2 separate regions of the Homo sapiens genome follow, and region 1 is linked to region 2. A link is a loop called in an ENCODE intact Hi-C map of the cell type or tissue named here. Cell type or tissue: breast epithelium. All regions are shown on one strand. Links, peaks and the distances in the headings refer to the core of each region. The heading gives the core; the rest is flanking DNA. Region 1 overlaps ZNF195 (zinc finger protein 195). Region 2 overlaps CARS1 (cysteinyl-tRNA synthetase 1).

Region 1 (2,909 bases), core at 194-2,693, 320 kb after region 2:
CAACTGGTAGAGTCATTATGAAAACCAGGGTGGGGGGGCGTTATTTAAAAGTTAGAAAAAGATAAACCTACCCTGCAACGCAGCAATCACACTTCTGTGTATATAATAACTGAAGGGAATAAAAGCAGCATCTTGAAGAATTATCTGCTCCCTCATGTTCACTGCAGCATTATTCACAATTGTCAAGATATAAAGACAAGCTAAACGTTTGCGGATGCTGAATGGATAAAGAAAATGTGATATAAATAGACAATAGAATATTACTCAGCCATAAAAAAGGAATGAAATCCTGTCATTCAACCACGTGGATGACCCTGAAGGACATCCTGCTAAATAAACTCAGCCAGGCCCCAAAGACAGAGACTGCACGTTCCCCCTCAGACGTGGAATCTGTCGTGGCTGAACTCACAGGAGCAGAGGACAATGGCAGTTGCCAGGGCCTGGAGTTGGGGAAAATGAGCTGTTGTTCAAAAGGTACAAACTTTCAGTTGTAAGATGAGTAAGTTTGGGGAATCTAATGAGTAGCTTCACGAATACTATTAATAATCTTTTGTATGCTTAAAGTTTGCCAACGGTAGACATTAACTGTTCTCACTACAAGAAAAGGTAATTACGTGAAGTGATAGATTTGTTCCTTGAAGTGATTGCACTAATTATTTCACAACGTATACACATATCAAATTATTACATTGTACACAATATATACACAATTTTTATTTCTAAAATAATCTGTTACACATATGCCCACATAGACACACTGTATATATGTGTGTGTATATATACATGAATGGATAAAGAAAATATGATTTAAATAGACAACAGAATATTACTCCAGCATAAAAAAGAATGAAATCCTATCATTTCAAAAGGATATGTTGATATATTATATATACACACATATATGATATATACACACACATATATACACACATATATACACACATATATACATATGCACACATACATACATATGAATGACAGAGTCCTGATAAGCCTCATACTAAAAAAGAAGAAATTATAAAATGATAATATTATAACTATTACAGTTGGGAGTTAGGGAATATAAAGTTTAAATGACCAACCTCAGCTCATACTAAAAAAAATAAAATAAAATGTTGAAGTAAAATAACATTAGATTATCTCATATTTGGGCAGATGCCTAGTGTTCGGAGAAAACTGCTGAGTATACATTTCTGTAGACTCCCATTTGAAACCTCTGTAGGATACGAAATCATAAAGCAGAAAGCATACAACATCTGTTTACGGGACTTCTGGGATTTCTGAACCAATCACCATCACCACGCCTCTCGCACACTTCAGACATGATGCAAAGGAAATCAAAAAACATTTAACAGAGTTCCTCAAAAACAGGCAGGTACAGGCATGTTCCCAAAAGCAGTGGCGGAGCACGCCATGAGACCACACAGGCCCTTACTCGTCAGGAGGAGGACTCTGATTTTTACTGTAACCTTTATAAAGGAAGATCACTAAACAGGAAGCAGAGTCTATACAAAATTTGAGAGAATGAGACAGAAGACGCTCCTAGGGTACAGCAAGAGAAAGACACCCAGGCTCTCAGAAACCATCTCCACTAGGGCAGAGCTTCTCAAACCACATTTTAAGGTCTGGCTTCCTCCTCGACCTCTGGACCTCTCACCTGGGTTACCTGCTTCGTTCATTCCCACCCACCTGGATGTCCGTCTGCTGCCTCCTGTCTCTTCACATTCCAGGGCTCTTTTCGTTGCTCCAGGCAGGTGATCAGGCCTGGCTTACAGACAGTGAGACCTGTTTTATTAGAAAAAAGTGACATTACTCTTGCTGAAATTCTCCAATTATCAACCTTGTACTGTGCTTAGTAGAGTGAACATTATATAAGATTCTAGAAAATTAATCCCAAAATTATGCTTCCTGACATCACCTTTAGAATATTCAGTAAGTATTTTAAATCTGTGGGTTCTTAGTTTCACCACTCAGTACTGCTGACATAAAAAATTGGTGGTGGAAATTTGACTTTAAGTTGTGGGCAACAATATTTCATGCCACTGAATTTCTGGAATTGTCACTAGAGTGAAAGATACAGATCAGCTGAAAAAAAAGGAAGGTTTATGTCAAGATGAACCACATTTTGAAGATTTTTTTTTTTTTTACATCAACTATTCCCCATGTTTTTCTTAAAAGCAGGGATCTGAAACTCATTCATGCAACGCAGAAACTCCCAAAAAACATTCCGCAGAGGAACGAAAGGAACTCTTTAGGGCATAGGAGGAACTACGTATTGAAGTTATCCTCACCAACGGAGAACAAGTTTCTGTAGTTCTCCAACATCACATCCCTGTACAAATTCTGCTGAGCGAGGTCCAGGCATTTCCACTCCTCCAGGGAGAATTCTATGGCCACATCCCTGAACGTCAACAGAGTCTGAAGAAGAAACAACAACAATAACAAATACTTGATTCGAGGTGAAATGAGCGAGTGAAGAGAACTGGTTCTGACTTACACAAGTGACTGAAATTATACAATAAGGTAATTCTTAGCAGAAGAATACTCTCTAACTCTGAGGAAAGAGAATTGCCTGAGAGCCACATAAGCAGTGTATATACAATACTTTTCTGGTTGATAACAAGTATAACATTAAGGGCATCAACAAAGGCATGTCCATTTTTGAGTGCTACATTTACGTCACATGAATAAGCTGTGTATATTTCGCAGGCAGAAAAGTCATGGTGAGTTAGAAGCTGCCTCTCCAATTTTCATGTGTCCAATAAACTAGTGTGCAGATTTTGCTTCAGGAAATCGGAGGTCAAGGCTGAGTTTCCGAATTTCTAACGCGCTCACCAGTGATGCCAGTCCTTTGGGCCCAAGGACAATATTTTGTCAAAAATCCTGTAAGTGGCAAGCTTGGGTTTATC
Region 2 (2,909 bases), core at 325-2,824:
GAGACAGCTGGACTCTAGCATGGCTTCTGCAGGTCAAGGCCACAGCCTCAGGAGGACTGGGCCCCCTCAAAGGACCAGCCCAAGAAAGCACAGGGCTGCCAGGAAAATGTGGCTGCTCCAGCCAGCCTCACCTGGCCCCTGGCCCCTGGCCCCAGGCCCCAGCCTCCCTCCTTAGAGCCTTCAAAGCAGTAAGCGTGCACCTCCACCACTCAGGTGTGTCACTCAAGGACCCAAGAGCCACTGTTCCGCATGTCACCATTGGGAGGAGGAGCAGAACCCTAACTTTCACCACTGCCAGCTGTAGACAAGGCCGCCTTGACACATGCACGCTGACCAGCTCCATGGCTTTTTTCATTTGAGCCCCTGCTCACCCTCCTTCTCCTCCTCCATTCTCCCTTTTTTATTTTTATTTATTTATTTATTTATTTATTTTTATTTTTTAGAGACAGCGTCTGACTCTACTGCCCAGGCTGGAGTGCAGTGGTGCAATCAAGGCTCATCACAGCCTCAAAATGCTGGGCTCAAGTGACCCTCCAGCCTAAGCCTCCTGAGTAGCTGGGACTACAGGCACATGCCACCAGGCCCAGCTAATCATACTCCCTTTAAATCCAAAAGTCACCTCTGCTGAACTGGCAGGGAACGCAGCTCCTTCCCCTACTGTCAGGAATTAGGGAATAAAATCTGTCTCACCATTCTAAGGAATATCTCCCTGCAATTACCTCTGACACGGGAGTTGTGGACCAGGTGCTGTGTCCACAGCCCACGTCCCTAAAGTGGGGGCAGACCAGGCAGATGGTGCCAGGCTTCTGGCCAGAGGAGGGAGTCTGGTCCCTGAGCCCATGAGCACAGGTGCATCCAAACCTTGAACCAGTGATTGTGTTTGCTGAGAGGACTGTGGGAAAAGGACCGATGCTTGCTCCTTCCAGACAGATACCCTCTCACCCCAGAGTTCACTCAGGGTAGGAATGCACATGTCTGGCCACCCCTTGCTGTGCCAGCTGCCCTTCCTGGGCACAGGCTGCCCGACATCACAGCCATGGGGCGTGGATGCCCTGCACATCACAGTCCCCCTCTCTGCCTTCTCCCATTCCCTTTTGTCCCCCATCTCCGTGTTTACTCCTGGCACAGAGCCAGAGTCACCCCAACCAAGCCCACACAGCTTCTGAAAACAGAGAGCAGAGTGTGTTGCGGGGGTAACTGCACACGAATGCCTTTCTCTGCTTTGCTTAGTGTGGGGAAAGCCCTTCGTGTCAGGCCAATAACTGGCACTTCCCGGAACGCTGTGGTGTCAGCAAAGATGAGTCAGAATGGAGTGCACAGCTGCAGCAGCAAGAATGCCCCACTGGGCCGAGCTCTTCACCCGCCAGGGAGCCTACGGAGCCACGTGATGCCCCAAGGCCCAGCCTCCGTGGCTGCCGGAGAAGATGTCCTGAAGCCACCTCTTCTCTGCAGTAAAGGGGTGGGCACTCTGTGGGAGAGCCTTCCTGAAGTCTCAACATGGATGCAGGGCTTAAAATGGCTTCCTGGGATGACTCTCGCTGGTGGGATGACGAGTGCAGCGTCCCTCTAACTTGCCCTGCTTCCTTCCCACTGCACGGAGCCACTGTCCCATCTGACCCCAATAAGATGGCCACCCACTCCAAGCAGCCACAGGCACCCAGAAGCAAAGCTCTGGGCACACTCCCTAGCCAAAACTGGAATCACACCCCTTTACAAGTTATCCTTAGGAGCACCCATAGCCAACCCACGGGAGGATCCGGGGCCTCTAACTCAAAAGAAGCTTTGGACTTGAGAGCCAGCCCTTGTCACCTGGATTCCTGCAAGCCAGACACCGCCACCTGTAGCCAGCATGGCTCTCCCCTCACAGCCACAGGCCTCCAGCGGCCCTGCTGAAAAGCGCACGTTCACATTACTGCCCCCAACACCCACCTCGCCAGCAGCACAAGCCTGTCCTCATGCTGGCCATGGGCCCCCACCTGACTCACAATACCCTAGTCACATGGCCCCTCCACCTGCTGCTCTTTTTTTAGGGGGCATGCTCCCCAGATACCAGCAGGCCCCTTAATCCTTCACAGCTCTGCTAGGTGCCGGCTTCCCCACCAGGTCTTCAAGGACTCCCTGTCCATATGGCGCCCGCCTCTAGACCCTGAGCCTGGCTGCTCTTTCTCTCCGCAGCACCCCTGTCTAACACGTGCCCGCATTTCTTTCCTTCACCATCTGCCCCACCGCTCCATCTACCTTATTCACTGCTCGATCTTCAGCATCTACAACTGAGCGTGTGACATTCCAGATATCAGCTAAAGTTGCCTAGGGCACAGATGAGTGGACAGCAGAATGGCACCACAGAGTGCATGCCACCAGTGGTGGGCTGGCGTTCCCCTGTGGCACTGGGCCTCATGCACCCTTCTCAGAAAGACACCTGCACAAGGACCAGTGCTGGGAACCGGCCACAGCCTCTGCTGCTTTGAGCCCCCAGGGGCTTGCTTAGCAGGAGCCCTGCTGCCCAAAGATACCAGAGACATAAGAACAAGTCACTTTTCACTTCAGCTCTTCCAACAGTCCAAGGAAAGAGAAAGACAGGGGTGGACTCTGGCCCCACTGAAGGCGCCTGGGGGGTGCCGGGAGCTCTTGAGGGCCTCTCACCTGCCCCATCCCCACAGTTACAGGCCCAGTGTCAGCACTGACACTGCCGGGGCTTCCCTCTGAGAAGAAGGAGGCTGCTTACATGGAGATGCGCTCTCCTCCCAGCTGGAGATGAGATCAGGGAGGACGGAGGCGGAGGCAGACCCACAGAGGCAGCTCCAAGCACCCCAAAGTGAGGTCCTGGAAAACTAACTCTAAATAAATATCAGACTCCTACAAACTCTTTTGCAGAGCAACTTCCAGCCAGGAGACTTCTAGTTTAGCTG

What was found. A loop is a pair of places that touch in the nucleus more often than their neighbours do. Peaks named below come from ENCODE experiments on the same cell type or tissue, not always from the same donor. Only the 100,000 strongest peaks of a DNase experiment are listed, where the experiment ranks them.
Region 1: it touches region 2 in a loop (6-fold over the local background); 5 of 110 quality-filtered maps call a loop at or near these places.

What each region holds. Positions count from the first base shown.
Region 1 is chr11:3,369,286-3,372,194 of GRCh38, forward strand. ZNF195 (zinc finger protein 195) reads right to left here. Exons shown (of 6, transcript NM_001130520.3): 2 at 2,292-2,418; 3 at 1,690-1,785. Among named protein-coding and RNA genes, the nearest start is that of ZNF195, 8.4 kb to the right of the region's middle. In breast epithelium, for the core only: no CTCF peak of the experiment used is centred there; a DNase peak (open chromatin) is centred at 1,398; H3K27ac peaks cover 298 bases.
Region 2 is chr11:3,048,691-3,051,599 of GRCh38, forward strand. The region is part of intron 1 of CARS1 (cysteinyl-tRNA synthetase 1); the gene reads right to left. Among named protein-coding and RNA genes, the nearest start is that of CARS1, 7.3 kb to the right of the region's middle. RefSeq lists an enhancer at 1,411-1,480. In breast epithelium, for the core only: a CTCF peak has its summit at 1,374; DNase peaks (open chromatin) are centred at 1,301 and 1,850; H3K4me3 peaks cover 1,025 bases; H3K27ac peaks cover 1,249 bases.